Regions from separate parts of the Homo sapiens genome. Here region 1 is linked to region 2. Evidence: read pairs that join two places in POLR2A ChIA-PET (ENCODE). Cell type or tissue: Panc1. All regions are shown on one strand. Each heading gives the region's core, and the rest is flanking DNA. Links, peaks and the distances in the headings are about the cores only. Region 1 overlaps ACSF2 (acyl-CoA synthetase family member 2). Region 2 holds the start of EPN3 (epsin 3).

Evidence for each region. Peaks named below come from ENCODE experiments on the same cell type or tissue, not always from the same donor. Only the 100,000 strongest peaks of a DNase experiment are listed, where the experiment ranks them.
Region 1: POLR2A ChIA-PET joins it to region 2 with 6 read pairs; 4 of 35 experiments call an interaction of 5 or more read pairs at or near these places.

Annotation. Positions count from the first base shown.
Region 1 is chr17:50,439,178-50,447,177 of GRCh38, forward strand. All of the region lies in intron 1 of ACSF2 (acyl-CoA synthetase family member 2), which reads left to right. Among named protein-coding and RNA genes, the nearest start is that of ACSF2, 17 kb to the left of the region's middle. In Panc1, for the core only: no CTCF peak of the experiment used is centred there; no DNase peak of the experiment used is centred there.
Region 2 is chr17:50,525,301-50,535,376 of GRCh38, forward strand. MYCBPAP (MYCBP associated protein) reads left to right here. Exons shown (of 19, transcript NM_032133.6): 14 at 581-967; 15 at 1,987-2,108; 16 at 2,855-2,970; 17 at 3,395-3,540; 18 at 3,718-3,888; 19 at 6,027-6,201. The coding sequence ends at 6,128. EPN3 (epsin 3) reads left to right here and starts at 7,435. Exons shown (of 10, transcript NM_017957.3): 1 at 7,435-7,685. RefSeq lists enhancers at 8,301-8,977, 8,978-9,654. In Panc1, for the core only: a CTCF peak has its summit at 9,381; no DNase peak of the experiment used is centred there; H3K4me3 peaks cover 1,904 bases; H3K27ac peaks cover 62 bases.

The DNA of each region.
Region 1 (8,000 bases), core at 1-8,000, 88 kb before region 2:
CTCCCAGTTCAACCTCCCGAGCAGCTGGAACGACAGGTGCATGCTACCACACAGCTTTTTTTTTTTTTTTTTTTTTTTTTTTAGAGATGGTCTTGCTATGTTGCCCAGGCTGGTCTCAAACTCCTGGGCACAAGCAGTCTTCCCACTTTGACCTCCCAAAGTGCTGGGATCACAGGCATGAGCCACCGTGTCCAGCATTATTATGCTTTTATAATTTCAGCAAAAATAGTATCATAGTTCTTTTCTTCTTTCATACAGTAGTATGTGTGTTACAGATCTATTCATCTCAGATGGACATAAGTTGAGACCTGTAGATCTAAGTTATTGGTTTTACCTGCTGTATAGCAGTCCATGCTATTACTATATCTCTAGCAGTGAAATTGCTGTGCTGAAGAGTTCTTTTTTAGGTATTGCCCTGGCGAGACTGTGCTACTGTGACCACCAGCAGCAACCAAGTTTTGCTATTTTCCCACATCCTTGCAAATATTTAGCATTGCTGGACTTTAAAGTGTTTGCTGCTGGGCTCAGTGGCACGACCCTGTAGTCCTAACTACTTTGGAAGCTGAGGTGGAAGGATCACTTGAGGCCAGGAGTTTGAGGCCAGCCTGGGCAACATAGACACTATTGCTAAAAAAAAGAGTTTGCCGCTCTGGTGGGGGTGAAAGAGTATCTCGTTGTGGTTTTAATTTATACTTCCCTGATTACCAGTGAGATTGGGCATCTTTTAAAATGTTTATTGGTAATGTCTCCTGTGTCTGTTCTGTTCCTATTCATTGCCCATTTATTGTGTGAGATTATTTGTCCTTATTGATTTGTGTTTTTTAAAACACAGGCTAAATATTAATCCTTTGTCTCATATATAAAATGAAATTTATAAATCCAGGCTGTTGCTTGTCTTTTAGCCTTGTTGATGATGTATGTTTCTCTGTGGACCTAGGGACCAGCCTCCCATGGGGGGTAAGGAGCAGAGGCCAGTCCATGGCTTGGAACAAAACAGGATATTGCTTTCAATTTAATTTTGAAAGCCTCACTGGTGGCTAGCTAGTATGGCACCCTCCCCAGGAAGCAGGGGGTGGCCTCAGCATGGGGACTGTTCCTGCAGTCTCTGGGCCCCTCACAAATCAAGGTTCTGAGTCCTTCATCCTCCCTCCCCAGTGGCTTCTGAAGAGGCCTTGCCCAGGGCCTGAGGCATTTCCACCCCCCGACAGGGGCAGGGTCCACCTGTAAACCTCTGGCCCAGGTTCCAAGAACCTCTACCCAGCAGGTAATATGTAACAGGAGGCAAAACAAACAGCTTCTCCTCTTATGTTCTCCATGGCAGACCTGTTTGCCCAGGCATTTGCAATCCTCCCTGCCAACTGTGGCTCCCTCAGAGCCCAGCTCTGCCTGTGGTCTCTACATGACCATGTCAGAACTGTGCAATCCTTTGTGCCCAGTGACCTCTAGCCCCCGACTTTAGTTGCCAGCCCTGAGTGTCACAGAATGCCACAGCTATTTCACCTGCATTGCCCTGAACCAGCTGGCTCGTGTTTTCTGTCCAGTTCCTGCTGGTAGGCAAGGCTGGGCTGGGCAGGGCTAATGCTGGGGCAGAAGGCTTTCCAGGTGGGTCCGACCAGGTGGCTGCACAGGTAGGGTGCAGAGCCACTATGGGTTGGTGCCAGGAGAGGTGAGCTGGCTCACAAGAGCAGAACAATGAGAGAAGAGGCAGCAAAGAAAAAGAATCAGATACCACAAGGAGATGGAAAAGTCAGTGTGTGCTCAAGGACTGCCAAGTGGGAGGCCTAGTGGGGGCAGCTGCTGAAGGGGCCATCCCGGGAGGGGCTCCCCATGGACTGGAGGCACTCAGACGGCTCCCCGTCAGCCTGCAGGGCCCCCAGGGCAGGATGTGGATGGGCTGCAGAGTAAAGAGTAGTACTCTTGGAAAAGGGTCCAGATTTGCCACCCATCAGGGTCAGAACCTTAAGAAAATGAACTACTTGCTTCTTCATCCTTAAAAAGAAATGATCTGAGAGTAATGTGAGAATCATATGAGACACCCAGGCTGTGCAGTGGCACGATGTCGGCTCACTGCAGCCTTGATCTCCCCAGGCTCAGGTGATCCTCCCACCTCAGCCTCCCCAGTAGCTGGGACCACAGGTATGCACGACCACACCCAGCTAAATTTTTTTGGTGTTTTTTGTAGGGATGGGGTTTCACCATGTTGCCCAGGCTGGTCTCGAACTCCTGGGCTCAAGGGATCCGCCCACCTTGGCTTCCCAAAGTGGTGAGATTACAGGCGTGAGCCACCATGCCTGGCCTGGCGGTCCTTTTTAAGTCACAGGGCTCTGAAAAGATTCATGTTGTATTGTATTGGGGTCTTGGAAGCCAGGCAGTCCTGGGTTTGAATCCCAGGTTGGCTGTTTACATGCTCTGTGGCTTTGGGTGAGGTGCTGCATTTCTTGGAGCCTCATTCCTTCATCTGTAAAATGGGTATGTATCTTGGTCAGGGAGTGGTTATGAAGATCACAGATCAGGCATGCAGAGTCTTTGAAGAGAGCTGGCATGAGGACACAGCAATAAACATCAGCTCACATTTTTCTGAAATCTGCTTTATCACCTACAGTGTATTAGACATTTTCCATGTCATTAAATGTTGTGTCTTTATTTATTTATTTATTTATTTATTTTTATTTATTTATTTTGAGACAGGACCTTACTCTGTCTCCCAGGCTGGAGTGCATGGCACAATCATGGCTTACAGCAGCCTCGCCCTTGTGGGCTCAAGCAATTGTCCCACCTTAGCCTCCCAAGTAGCTGGGACACAGACACACACCAGCATGCCTGGCTAATTAAAAACATTTTTTTTGGCTGGGCACGGTGGCTCACACCTGTAATCCCAGCACTTTGGGAGGCCCAGATGGGTGGATCACCTGAGGTCAGAAGTTCAAGACCAGCCTGGCCAACATGGTGAAACCCCATTTCTACTAAAATTACAAAAATTAGCCAGGCGTGGTGGTGCATGCCTGTAGTCCCAGCTATTTGGGAGGCTAAGGCAGGAGAATCGCTTGAACCCTGGAGGCAGAGGTTGCAGTGAGCTGAGATTGTACCACTGCACTCCAGCCTGGGTGACAAGAGTGAAACTCCATCCCAAAAAAACAAAACAAAACAATTTTTTTTTTTTTTTTTTTGTAGAGACTGGGTCTGCTATATTGCCCAGGCTGATCTCAAACTCCTGGAATCAAGTGATCCTCCCGCCTTGGCCTCCAAAAGTGCTGGGATTACAGCCATGAGCCACTACGCCTGGCCTTTTAGTTTAGTTTTGTTTTAGAGACAGGGTCTTTCTCGGTCACCCAGGCTGGCATGCAGTGACACATTCATGGCTCACTGCAGCCTTGACCTACTAGGCTCAATCAAACATCCTGCCTTAGCCTCCCAAGTAGCTGGGACCACAGGTGCACACCACCACACCTGGCTAATTTTTAATTTTTTTGTAGAGACGGGGTCTCAATATGTTGCTCAGGCTGGCCTGAGCTCCTGAATTCAAGCGATTTTCCTGCCTTGGCATCCCAAAGCGTTGGGATTATAGGTCGTGAGCCATTTTGCCTGACCATGTCTTCATTTTTTAATGGCAGTATTGCATTGTATATGCTCTCTAATTTAGTTATCTAATCTCTTACTCATAGGAATAATTTTTTTTTCCCAGTTCTTTGCTAAGTGGCAATTAATCATACCTTTAGGCATTTTTTAGGTTTTATTTCTTTTTTTTTTTTCTGAGACGGAGTCTCACTCTGTTCCCAGACTGGAGTGCAGTGGCGCAATCTCGGCTCACTACAACCTCCGCCTCCTGGGTTCAACTGATTCTCGTGCCTCAGCCTCCCGAATAGCTGGGACTATGGGTGCACGCCACCATGCCCGGCTAATTTTTGTATTTTTAGTACAGACAGGGTTTTACCATGTTGGCCAGGATGGTCTCGATCTCCTGACCTTGTGATCCGTCCACCTCAGCCTCCCAAAGTGCTGGGATTACAGGCGTGAGCCACCGCGCCCGGCCAGGTTTTTGTTTGTTTGTTTGTTTGTTGTTGTTGTTTTTTAGAATAGATCCCTAAAAGTAGAATTGCCAGGAGGCCAAACAGCTTCTCCCCTTAGATTCTCCATGGCAGACCTGTTTCAAAAGGTATGCATATTCAGAATGTTAGTAGATATTACCAAATCAGAAGGAATCCAGATTTACAGGTTTTGAAGCTAACACAGTTTGGGATGCCCTCTTTCTAAACAAGAATAAAAAGCTCTTAAGTATCAGATTTTGTGCAAACTGAAGATCGATTTAGAATAAGAAAAGAATTTGCTACCAATTGCTGCGAGCTTGAAGATTCTCTTTTGAGCTCTCTTTAAGCAATTTGTCAGAAATGCTGACAGATAAATGCTTCTTGATTTGCAGCCAGCTTTCCCTCTCCAATTTCCAGGCACGCCCAGCACTAGGATGGTAGGGAGGGGCCAGGCTGGGGGGCATGCTAAAGTGTAAGTTTCTTAGGCTTCCTGCCTCTATACTTACCATCTTCTAAAAATCTTATACCAGTTTACACTCTGGTATATTTCTCCACATCCTTGCCAACATTCCATATAATCAATAACTCCTGTTTTTATGTTGAAATTCATAGCCATTTTATTAATCTTCTCTACTTGGGGAGTTTTTTTTAGGCCCTATTGAATGCAGCGTGATCATCTAGTGCTCTAGCTTATCTTAAAATAACCTCTCCCACTGATTGCATAAAGCCAGCAAGAACATGAACCTACTTGGGTTACAAGGATTAACTCTTATTTAGCTGCAACTGCTTTCTAGTACTGCTTATGAATATTCTTTGACAAAAGTGCCTATCATGGAAATTTGAAATTAAATATAGACTCCTCTAGAAAGACAGCAATCTTTGGTTTGGGTAGAGGATTACTGATTTGTTCTATTTTCTCTTCTTGTAATGTTTCATTTATTACAGTATCAGACAGGTTGAATTATTTTATATCTATATATAATTTTTGGAATAGCAGCTTTTTGGCCCCGGTGGTGTAATAATCTAGATAAGTGATCAAAAGGAATTGAGTTTGAAATATCAGCCACTGGCTGGGCGCAGTGGCTCACACCTGTAATCCCAGCACTTTGGGAGGCTGAGATGGACGGATCACTTGAGGTCAGGAGTTTGAGACTAACCTGGCCAACATGGCAAAACCCTATCTCTACTAAAAATACAAAAAAATTAGTTGGGCACGGTGGTGCATGCCTGTAGTCCCAGCTACTCCGGAGGGTGAGGCAGGAGAATCATTTGAACCAGGGAGGTAGAAGTTGCAATGAGCTGAGATCGCACCACTGCACTCCAGCCTGGCGATAGTGTGAGACTCCGGCCCAAAAAAAAAGAAAAAGAAATATCAGCTGCTAAAGGATCAGAGACTAGATATCTTCCCCAGCCCCCGAGTTTCTCTCTCTGCAAACACACACACACACACACACACACACACACACTTTTGCCACCATCTGAAAATAAGTTGCAGGCATCATAATATCCATATTTTTCATCTTTGCTTATCTCGTGGGGAACAAATGCCTCATGTTTGTTTTTCTTTGATCTGTGACATGGGCACCTCTTCCTATGCTTACTGGCCATTTGTCTTCCATCTTCTGTGACTTTGTGGCAGATTTGGTCATTATTGTCTTCTGTGTGTAAGTGTCACTTGGTCTGTTTTGGTGGAAAAATGTTTGCAATTAGATAATGTGGCTTTTTTTTGAGAGATTGGGGCTCACTCTGTTGCCCAGGCTGGAGTGCTGTGGCATAATCATAGCTCACTGCAACCTTGAAGTCCTGGGCTCAAGTTATCCTCCTGCCTCAGCCTCCTGAATAGTTGAGACCACAGGTGCATGCCACTACCCCTGGCTAATTTTTAAATTTTTTATAGAGACAGGATCTCACTGCATTGCCCAGGCTGGTCGTGAACTCCTGGACTCAGGGAATCCTCCTGCCTCACCCTCCCAAAGTGTTGGGATTATAGGCATGAGCTACCGTGCCTGACTTACATGAGGCTGTCAATCAACCTTTTTAGCAGCATCTTGGACCAGTTGCTTAACTTTTTCATCTCAGTGTTCTCCATCTTTAAAACAGGAATAAAAGTCCTCATCTCCCACAAATTGCTGGGACAATTTGCCTCGAAAACCTGTATGATTGCATTACAGAGGAGATACTCAGTGTTCCTTTTCTCTTCTGTTCAGATACCCTGCAGATTTACCCATCTCTGCCTTCCTCTCTGAGAGTGCTTATCTTTTCATAAAGCAGAATCATTACATTCCCGACGTGTCATCAAAAGTGTCTACAGGCTGGGCATGGTGGCTCACGTCTGTAATCCCAACACTTTGGGAGGCCAAGGCAGGAAGAATGCTTGAGCTCAGGAGGTCAAGACTAGCCTGGGCAACATAGGGAGACACTCTGACTCTACAAAAAAAATTTTTTTTAATTATCTAGGTCTGCTGGTACATTCCTGTGTTCCCAGCTACTCAGGAGGCTGGGATAGGAGGATCACTTGAAATTGGGAGGTCAAGTCTGCAGTGAGCTGTGATCATGCCACTGCACTCCAGCCTAGGCTTCAGAGCAAGACCCCATCCTATCTTTAAAAAAAAAAAAAAAATTGTAAAGCTGCCCTCTGGATCTTGCTGGAGCCTTGCATTCAGTAAGCCATATTCTAAATGAACAACTATGCATCATCAGCTGCTCTGTGCTCCTGAACCTGTAGAACATGCATCCACATCTGAAACAGGTTGGCAGGGCTAACAGTCACATTGTACCATGACTGTCCAGAAAACACAGCCTCAGGAAGGAAAAGCCTATGACATTCAACATTGGGACTGTTTATTTTCTTGAGTAATTTCTAAGACAGAGATCATGAACAGATGTGTTTTCTTGGCTTGCCCAGCTTTATTTATTAATGTATATATTTTGCACAGATGTGCTATGTGCTGCTTTTATTTTTCTGACAGAATGTTAAATAGGTACTGCAATGTTGCTAAATTTAGTTTATTAATTATGACTACATTGGCAGTAGCTTAAGCCCTAGAAGGTTTTTTTTTTTAAAACTTCGTGTTGAAATATATGACAGATTCAGAAAAGTACACTTTTTTTTGGAGGCAATCTTGGCTCACTGCAATCTCCGCCTCCCAGATTCAAGCGATTCTCCTGCCTCAGCCTCCTGAGTAGCGGGGATTACAGGCACATGCCACCATGCCTGGTTAATTTTTGTATTTTTAGTAGAGACGGGGTTTCACCATGTTGGTCAGGCTGATTTCGAACTCCTGACCTCAACTGACCCACCCACCTCGGCATCCCAAAGCCACCACACCCAGCCAGAAAAGTACACATATTTTAAGGCCCACTTGATGTACTTTTGATAAAGTGAACACACCCATGTAACCAGCACTCAAATCAAGACACAGAACATGACCAGAAACCAGGAGTTCCCTCGTGACCTCTTTAAGTCACTGACCCTCACCAACTGACCATTCTCCTGACTTCTAACAGCATAGATTAGTTTTGCCTATTTTGTACGTATAAATGGAATTAGACAGTATACCTTTTAAAATCTGGCTTCTTTCATTGAACATTGTTTTATGAGATTCAGATTGCTGGGCATAATCATAGTTCCTTTGCTCTCATTATTGTATAATTACAAATAAGTCACCACTTATTTATCTGTTCCATCGTTGATGGACATTTGGGTATTTTAAATATTGGAAATGATACAAATATCCTAGTACCTGTCTTTTGGTGAGCACATGTTTGATTTCTATTGGATATATACCTAGGAGTAGATTATGCACATTATTTTTTAAGTGTACATTCAATGGCTTATAGTATATTCATAGATATGTGTAACCATCACTATAGTCAATTTTAGAACATTTTCATCACCTCACAGAGTTACCCTATGTCCTTGTAGCTATTATCTCTCTGTCTTCCCATCCCTCCCAGCACTAAGCAACCACTTAA
Region 2 (10,076 bases), core at 1,412-9,411:
TCCCTGCCATCCGTGGAAAAATTGTCTTCCACGAAACCAGTCCCTGGTGCCAAAAAGGTTGGGGACTGCTGCCCTAGGTGACAGTAATAGCAAACTCTTTTATGTGCCAAGCTCTGTTCTGCGCATCTTCCATGAGTAACTCACCTCTCTTCACAGCAGTCCTATGAGATGGGTACTATTTATTTTTGTTTATTTTTTTAAGAAATAGCGTGTCATACTGTCACACTCCAGGCCAGAGTACAGTGTCCCACTCATAGCTCATTGTGACCTCAAACTCCCCGGCTCAGGTGATCCTCCCACCTCAGCCTCCTAAGTAGCTAGGACTACAGGCATACATCACCATGCTCAGCTAATTTCTCTTTTTTTTTTTGGTAGAGATAGGATCACTCTATGTCATACAGGCCGGTCTTGAACTCCTGAGTTCAAGTGATCTTCCTACCGTGGCTTCCCAAAGCACTGGGATTGCAGGCTTGAGCCACTGTGCCTGGCCCTTGTACTATTTATGTCCTTATTTACATTGAAGAAACTGGGGCCTGCACCCCAGCCTCCCCCTCACATGCCTTCCCATCCTCTGCTGCAGCTGCATTATGAGCACCAAGTGGTGCAAAGCCTGCACCAACTGTGGCGCCAGTACATGACCCTGCCCGCCAAGGCTGAGGAGGCCAGGCCAGGGGACAAGGAGCACGTCAGCCCCATAGCCACAGAGAAGGCCTCTGTGAATGCTGAGCTGTTACCACGCTTTAGGAGCCCCATCTCCGAAACTCAAGTGCCCCGGCCTGAGAACGAGGCCCTCAGGGAATCCGGGTCCCAGAAGGCCAGAGTGGGGACCAAGAGTCCTCAGCGGAAGAGCATCATGGAGGAGATCCTGGTGGAGGAAAGCCCAGATGTGGACAGCACCAAGAGCCCCTGGGAGCCGGATGGCCTTCCCCTGCTGGAGTGGAACCTCTGCTTGGAGGACTTCAGAAAGGTGCTTCCAAGACCCTGGAAGGCAATGGTAGAGAATATTCCTGCCTCGAACCAACAAGGGAGGACCCAGCAGCCCCTCTTGCTCTATGGGCAAAGAAACAAAACCTGAGAGCCCAGAGAAAGTGATCTCTTGGGTTATCTATCTATCTATTTATTTATTTATTTATTTATTTTTGAGACGAAGTTTTGCTCTTGTTGCCCAGGTGGGAGTGCAATAGCACAATCTCGGCTCACTGCAACCTCCACCTCCCAGGTTCAAGCGATTCTCCTGCCTCAGCCTCCCAAGTAGCTGAGATTACTGGCATGTGCCACCACACCTGGCTAATTTTTTTTTTTGATGGAATCTTGCTGTGTTGCCCAGGCTGGAGTGCAGTGGTGCAATTTTGGCTCACTGCAACCTCTGCCTCCCGGGTTCAAGTGATTCTCCTGCCTCAGCCTTCCCAAGCAGCTGGGACTACAGGCATGCGCCACCACATCCAGCTAGTTTTTGTATTTTTGTAGAGACGGGGTTTCGCTATGTTGGCCAGGCTGGTCTCAAACTCCTGACCTCGTGATCCACCCACCTTGGCCTCCCAAAGTGCTGGTGTTACAGGCGTGAGCCACCACGCCAGGCCAATTTTGTATTTTTAGTAGAGACGGGGTTTCACCATGTTGGTCAAGCTGGTCTCGAACACCTGACCTCAGGTGATCCGCCCGCCTCAGCCTCCCAAAGTGCTGGGATTATAGGCGTGAGCCACTGTGCCCAGCTGGGTTACCTGTTTTTGTCTGGGGTGCCCAAGCTGCTATATTCCAGGAGGGGGGCCTACTCTCTGACCCTGGCAAATCTTGGAGAAGGGGTTCATAGGTACAGATTTCTGAGGGGGGTCCCTGGCTCCCACCAAAGGCACCCAGACAGCTCTCCATAGCTGCATCCCCTCCTGGTTCCTGGTCCCCTGCCACCCATCCCCACATCACCATGCCCTTCACTAGAGGACACAGCCTTGGTGTCCTGGTGCAGAATGGTGCCCATGACCCTGCCAGGCAGTGATGGTGCTCCCTGATGAGAACCACAGAGAGGATGCGTTGATGAGGCTCAACAAAGCAGCCCTGGAGCTGTGCCAGAAGCCAAGGCCATTGCAGTCCAACCTCCTGCACCAGATGTGGTAGGTGCCCTGCCAGGAGAGCTGCCCCATCTCCTTCCCTTTGTGGCATCTGCAGGGGTCCTGGGCAGGCAGTCCTGGGACTCCAGGGGTCTGAGCTTCCGTTGAGCTCAGGTTGCTAGAGCATGCCGCAAACATTCCACGTTCTGGAACCCTGCAGTGCCTACTGCTCACTGGAGAGCAGTCACAGCAGATCAAACACCTTATCTTTTTTTTCTTCCCCTTTTTGCCTTGTTCCTTCTCAGTGAGCAGGGGAATGGAAAAAGGAGAAGCCAGAGGGCAGGAAGAAGACGGGGGGCAGATTCCAATAAAAGCTTCATTTCTCTGTTGTCACCCTCCCCTGTACCTGTTTGGAACTTGCTTGTATAGGCGTGGGGTCCTTTTCAAGGCCCTCAGGACAAGCCCCAGGAGCCTTATGCTGGAAGTCTCATGCAAGGTTCAGCCCCTCCAGTGCGACTGGACCCAAGTCTGGCCCTGGCCTCAAGCCCTCTGAAGTAGGACTGAATTCATGCAGGCCTCCTAACCCTAGTCCTGGGCCATTTTTTTCTTGGTTGCCACCCAAGGCAAGCCAGAACCCCCTCCAAGCACTTGCCCTGGCGGGGAACAGTGAGGATGCTGGCTGTTCAGGGGTGTGGCATTTCCACAGCAGCTCGTGGCACCAGGGTCTTTGAAGGGAGGGACCCAAGCCTCTGCAGGTTCAAGGACAAATGAGGAGTGATGGCATTTCTCCACTGTGTCTTGCCCTCTAGTTTGCAGCTGTGGCGAGATGTGATTGACAGCCTGGTGGGCCATTCCATGTGGCTGAGGTCTGTGCTGGGCCTGCCTGAGAAGGAGACCATCTATTTGAATGTGCCTGAAGAGCAAGGTCAGATCTTGTGCAACCAACCACACCTCTGCATAGCCCTCCTCATCTCTCTGAATGGACAAGCAGCAGTGCCTGGGCCAGTCATACTCCTTTGGTGGAAGCTCTGCTAGGTTGAGCCCATGGAGTAGGCCCCTTACCCCTTTCTGTCCGCTGCCAGGATGTGGTACCCAGAAGCTACCTTAGTGACCACCTTGGTTTAGTAATCCCAGCAAAGTTAAATGACTTATCCATGGCCATTCATGGCATGGCAGAGCTGGGACCAGAACATAGGCACCACAGTCCTGTTTCATGAAGCCACGCGCCTACCAGGGCTCAAGGCTATTGCCCTTTGCTTTTCCACCTCCCCTCAAGCCTCCTCACGTACCTGCAGCATCCACTAGGCTGTTGGGGGCCTGCCATATTTTCTTCCACCCACCTCCCTTAGATCAAAAATCACCTCCTATCATGGAAGTGAAGGTACCTGTGGGGAAAGCTGGGAAGGAGGAGCGGAAAGGAGCAGCCCAGGAAAAGAAGCAACTGGGGATCAAAGACAAAGAAGACAAGAAAGGAGCCAAGCTGCTCGGGAAAGAGGCATGCTGGGGCGTGGTCTGGGCCAGGTGGGGCTGGGGAGGGGATTGGAGGGGCTGCGGAGGTGGGGGCTGTGGAGGTGGGCATGTGCCCAGGCTCTCCCAGTGAGCTACTGTTGAGGACATCCTTGGCCTACCTCTGGAGCTCCTGAAGGCTATGTGTGTCTCCCTCCCCCAGCAGGACCGTCCCAACAGCAAGAAGCACAAGGCAAAGGATGACAAGAAAGTCATAAAATCTGCAAGTCAGGACAGGTTTTCTTTGGAAGACCCTACCCCTGACATCATCCTCTCTTCTCAAGAACCCATAGACCCCCTGGTCATGGGGAAATACACCCAGAGCCTGCACAGTGAGGTGAAGGGAAGCGCCCAGCAGCCATTCCCCTGCCTCCCACCTGCCTTATTCATTCCGTTCAGTCTGCAGACAATAAGTGCCCACTCCATCATGGTGGAAGCAGAGCTGCTTCAGGAAGGGCATCCTCGTGTGTGAGACAGGCCTCATGAATAAGGAATGCGCCTAGCATGTTAGGTGATGAGTACGACGGGAGAGAAGATAGACCAGGCAGGGAATGGAGGCACAGAGGCCTCAGTGAGGAGGTGACAACCCACAAAGATTTGAAGGGAGGGGAAGGGTGGCCAAGTAGACGTCCAGTAAAGAGTGCTCCAGGCATGGGGAGCAACTGCCATAGGAGGGAGGGGCCAGAAGGGAGAGGGCAGTAGTGGGGAGCAGGTCATAGGGGTGGGGGATGGTTTGCAGGCTATTGTGAAGACTTGGGATTTTTCGGAGTGAAATGAGAAGTCACGCAAGGTTTTGAATAGAAACGCAATAGGGTCTGATAGGCTTTAGAAGGTGGCTCTGGCCGCCCTTTGGAGAACAGACTCTAGGGGAACAGAGAGGAAGGAAGCCCTTCTCTTTCTTACTCCCCGTTAGGTGCATCCTGGCAGATGCGTTCCTTGGGAGAACACCATGCAGGGTGCATTCCCATCAACTGTAAGAGTTTGAAGGACTAGAGAGACTTCATCCTAATCCGTTCTTAAGTAGCAGGTCCTTAGAAATTCACCCAGGTTTTCCGTTTTGTTTGTTAGTGTTGTTGTTTGTTTTGGAGGGGAGGTCCACAAAGCCATTTTCAATATGTCAGTATGTCTATTGGCGACGTCTTGCCTTCCTCTAATGTGGATAGCTGGGGAGCTGGGATTACATCATGTATTGTGGTCACACTCTGGATCTCATTTGATCAAAAGTTCCATTTGCCACTGGTGACATCACTAAGATATCAGATGGTTGATGGGGTCTAGAAAGTAATTAAAGGGCTCTGAGGACCCATGGGGGTCAACGTCAACCCTTCCATGGCTCTTTGATATTAAGAATCAACTTGCAGACCAGGTGCGGTGGCTCGTGCCTGTAATCCCAGCACTTTGGGAGGCCAAGGTGGGCAGATTGCCTGAGCTCAGGAGTTCAAGACCAGCCTGGGCAACATGGTAAGATCCCGTTTCTACTAAAAATTCAAAAAATTAGCCAGGCATGGTGACACTCACCTGTAGTCCCAGCTACTTGGGTGGCTGAGGCACAATAATCGCTTGAACCCGGGAAGTGGAGGTTGCAGTGAGCCGAGATCACGCCATTTCACTCCAGCTTGGGTGACAAGAGTGAGACTCTTACCTCCAAAAAAAAAGAATCAACTTGCTGGCCAGTGGCTCACACCTGTAATCCTAGCACGTTGGAAGGCTGAGGCAGGTGGATTGCTTGAGCCCAGGAGTTCGACATCAGCCTAGACAACACAGGGAGACCCCATCTCTGCAGAAAAAAAAAAGAATCAACTTGTCTGGGCTTGTATGATCCAACCCCATTGGAGGGGTCAGTCCCAGAGACCTTTCAGTCTGTGGATACAGGAAGGAAAATTGGCCTCCAGGAGGCCAGAGTAGAACTGGGGCTGAGCCCAGGCCCACCCCAAACGGCTAAATGGGCACCGCTCCATGGGCTCCCTGGAGTTGCCCCTTGAACAACTTAGCTCTAGTATCTCCATATGTCAAAGGTACCAGCGCAGGGCCACCTCCCCAGACTGGTTTGAAAAGTAAAACTGCAAAAGCAGGTGGATTGCTTGAGCCCAGGAGTTCGAGACTAGCCTGGGCAATGTGGTGAAACCCCATCTCTACAAAAAATAGAAAAAAGTAGCCAGGTCTGGTGGTGCACGCCTGTAGTCCCAGCTACTTGGGAGGCTGAGATGGGAGAATCACCTGAGCCAGGGAAGTCAAGGCTGCAGTGAGCCATGATCACACCACTGGACTCCAGCCTGGGTGACAGAGTGAGATCCTGTCAAAAAAAAAAAAAATCTGCAAAACCAAAAATTATTTCACAAGAACTTTGAACTTGTGAAATTCTTTCACAAACAACTGGTTTCTTTCCCCTCTCCAGCTATTCTCTCACAGCATAGTTCATATATAGGTGCTTCCCACAGAGTAAACTCTGCCTGTGATGTTGTCCCGTTCTTCCAGGTCCGTGGGCTGCTGGACACCCTGGTGACTGACCTGATGGTCCTGGCTGATGAGCTCAGCCCCATAAAGAATGTCGAGGAGGCTTTGCGCCTCTGCAGGTGACTCTCGGGCCCAAGCAACCTTCTGGAAAACGGGTTAATAAATAAATCAATAAAGAACCTTCAAGTTTCTACTACTTCCGTGTGCCTCTGTGTCTTGCATGATGGATCTTGGCTAGGTCAGCTCCTGATCCAGGTCCTCCCATGTTCCACCTGCCCTCAGATCCCCTCCTGCCAGCTGCCAGAGCCCTCCTGCAGGAGGACAGACAGACATAGCTGGGGAAGTGATGTGTGGGATGCCAAGCAGAGGAGCAGATTGGTAGCAAGACAAGGAGTCAGGTGACAGGACAGTGTGTCACCTCTGGTAGTCCCTGCCTCTGGCTTCCTTGGCCCACACTTTCAGGGTCGTGCTTCCTGGAGCCAGGTCTTCCCGAAGTGTCATCACCAAGTATGACAAAGTGTGAGATGAGGAGTAGAACTAGACCCATGGGACCTGGCTCCCTGCCATCTCCCCTCTTCAGCTGGGTCCCAGGGCCCCAATTCAGTCCCTGAAGATCATGCTCACCACACCTCTTCAGCTCTAGAGGCCACATCACCTTGTTATTTCGGGGTCTAGTCTGCCTTATCCCCCTCCTCATCTCAAACTATCTGGCCTTGAGCCATCTTTCTGCCTTAAAAACAGCTGCTGATCTTCATGCTACCTCCCTTGCTCAGGGGAACATGAAACAGGCTAGAAATGGCTCTCAGAAAAAAAGGTATTGTCAGCTCAAACTCAGGCCCCTCATTGTCTTCTGTCAGTCATAACCATTTGGGGCTGGGCTCCCTGTGTGAAGAGCACTCCAGGCTCCCAGAGTTTGAAGAACAACTTTGGTTTTTGGGTGGGTGGGCATCCTTAAGTGGGCCTCAGGCATCCTCCAGCTGAGATGCAGGAGGGGGAGGATGGACAGAAGGATCTGACTCCGTGTGGGAAAGGCAGGGAGGGGGCTGTGCTGGAGTCCTGATGCTCTCCTCCCCAAGAAGACGAGAAGACGGGGGCTCCACCAAAGAGCCAGCCCCAGGGAATGTCCCTGCCCTCTCCTTTAATGTCCTCCCGGCCCAGAGGAGGAAGGGGAGGGGTGTGGTGGGGGTGTTGGAGCCCCCCTCCTTTCCTGTTGAAGAGGCAGGGGAAGGGTTAACTCAAAGCAGAGGGGATCAGGTCGCCAGCACTGGCTCCAGATGTGCACTTCCTGGGGGCGGCCAACAGGCAGGCCCCCCACCTCTCAATGCACCACTTGCCTGGCCAGCAGGAAGGGGTTAACCTGCCCTGCACTTCCTCCTGTGTCCTGTTACTGCTGAGGCAGACCTGCCGGGCCAGCTGAGCAACTTTCCTCGGAGTGCTGCCTGGCGCTGGCTAGGAGGCAAACGCACGCGGGAAGAGCTGCTACCCATTCCAGGGACCCTGCCGCTGCCCCTCTGAGGGGTCTGCACCTCCTGGGAGCAGGTGGGTCTCTGGGACGAGGGTCCATGGTGGATGGCTCTGGAGACGCTCCCGAGGCTGTGCCGTCCCGCTGCTGCACAGGTCGGAGGGTCACCGCAGAGGCTACTCGGGCTGGGGCTGGGGCCGAGGGAGCCCGCACTGGAGGTAAGCTTCCTCCCTGGCCCCCTCCCTGGCAGTGGCGGCATGGAAGGCGGGGGTTGGTGGGGAGCAAACAGTGGTTCTGGGGCTTAGTCTCTTTTCCAGGTGCGAGGGAGAAGGCTGAGCTGTAGAGGACCTAAAGGCTTCTTTCCTGCCACCCCTCCCTCCCTGCCGCCCCCAAAAAGGGACTCAGGGCCCCCTCCCCAACCATCCTGGGACTTAGCATCTTTGGTGGCATCTTAGCATCTTTGGTGGCATTCCCCACAGACTCCTTCTGCACATCTCTGCTGTTTCCTCTTCTTCAGCCCCTCATGCACACCTCTAGCCTCAGGGCAGTCCCCCCTCCCCCATCTTCTGTGCTCCCGGGATGCAGCTATTACAGTGGCCAGAAGCTTAGAGTTCAAGCTCACCCCCTGTCCCTTACAGCATCAAGAAGGGCACTGTCATTCCCCACTGCTCAGGCTGGATCTGACTTGGAGGCAGGGGCTGGAGCCCACCTTAGCAGAGGACGGGAAGAGGGTGTGGGCTGGGCTGGTGGGTGCACAGACTTTACGCAAACTCATGCACGTGTGACTGGACAGATCTGGGTTCTCTCCATCTCTCCGAAACCCTTGCTGGGGATGAGCGATCTGCATTTTTCGGTCCTGACTTTTGGGAAACTCTCCAGATCCCCCCATCCTGCAGGCCCTGAGAAGAGCAGCCCCTCCCTACTGCGCAGTTCTCCTTGGGACCCTGTATGCAGGAGAGAGCTGATACTCCGTGCCCCGTGGCCCATCCCACCGCCTGCTGGCCCTGCTCCCATCCCCTCAGCTTCCTCCCTCCTCTGCCCTCTCGTCATCTCTGAATTCTCAGGCCCTGCCCTCTCTGTGCCCTTCCCTCCACCTGACAGGGTCTGGCTCAAGGTCACTGCAGTAATTCCATACCCAGCTGCCCAGGGCTGCTGCTGCTACCGCCACCGCCTTATCGGCCGCTGGGTTTCTGTTACACTCCCTTTTATTTCTGGGCATATCGTGTTCGATAAAACCCTTTGCTTGTAACACTGCTGGCAGCGCTCCCAGCTGCTCCCTCCCGCGTTCCCGCGTTCCTTCCTTTCCTCCTCCCTTCTCTGCGCTTGGGCAGGCTTCTTCCTTTCCTCCTCCCTTCTCTGCGCTTGGGCAGGCTTCTTCCTTTCCTCCTCCCTTCTCTGTGCTTGGGCAGCCTCACCTTGTCCCCTCAAACTCCAGAGAAGGAAAATCAAGGTGCCTCCCCATGTTTCTGGCCCCGCCCTTCCCCCCAGCCCCTGCAGGGGTGTGCAGAGAATGCCCACCTTCTGTGAGAAAGGTCCAGGCAGGGCCGCTGGGCCCACACCGAGAGTCCCCTCCCAGAGGCTGGTGCCCCCACACAGGCCAGGCCGGAGGGCCAGGGCAGCCAGGTCCAGGTAGGGCTCTGGTGCAGTCACAGTGCCCGACTGGTTCTGCTAGTTCCAGCGGCCAGCCGGTAGGGGCGTGTGCTGGGCGGGCTTTGGTGCACATTATTTCCCATCTTGACTCTGCCACCCCCAGCCACGGGTTGGGGAGGTGAAGGCAGGTCTGAGTCACTAGCAAGGGGGAGGGCAGGAGTTAAACAAGTTGTGGCCGTGGCATTCCCACAGAAGGCCCACGACCCGCTGGAAGGAAAGAGATAGCAGACAAAAGGTAGGCTGCGCTGTGGGCCAGGCACTCTCCACCTCGCCCACTCCCACGGTATCTTATTCTCTGGGCCCCCAACAAAACCTGCCAAGGCATGTTTTCAAAGCGTGGGGCTGCTTTGAACTGAGCCCAGCACTGGCGGGGCTGGGGTGGAAGGAGCGTGGAATCGGGTGCGAGAGGACAGTCTCCTTCAGATTCCTGCTTCTGGCAGCCTGGGGACCAGTTGGGGCACGGGCTGGGATGGAGGGTGGAGCCGAAAGGTGTTTGGTGGGTGGGGGACAGTTCACGGGTGAAGTGGAGGCTCTGCAGGCCCAGACAGTGTGTGTGTGCATGCACACACCAGTGCTAGTGTGGGAGGAATGGTGGTGGTCAGGGAATTCCTCTTTTGGTTTCTGAAAGGGCCTTTGGGAGGACCTTGGGCCTGGAGTTGTATTCAGCAGATAGCCTGGACCTGTGGCTACTGGGGGGAATTGGGCTGGCCCAGCTCTTCTCCCTGCTGGGGTACCAGAGGTCCACTATGTGTCCAGCGTTTTGGGGCTTTGGAGAACCCAGACTGTTCCTACTCTCAGGGAGCTTCCATTCTAGCTGAGAAGGTGGGACTGAGACAGTAAAGCAATCCGATGAAATAATGACCAAACTGGGTAACACTGACAATAAGAATTGGATTAGTCTTCTGGAGTCCTGGATGGTAGTCCAGGCTCTGCCACTTACGTGCCATATGATGCAGGCA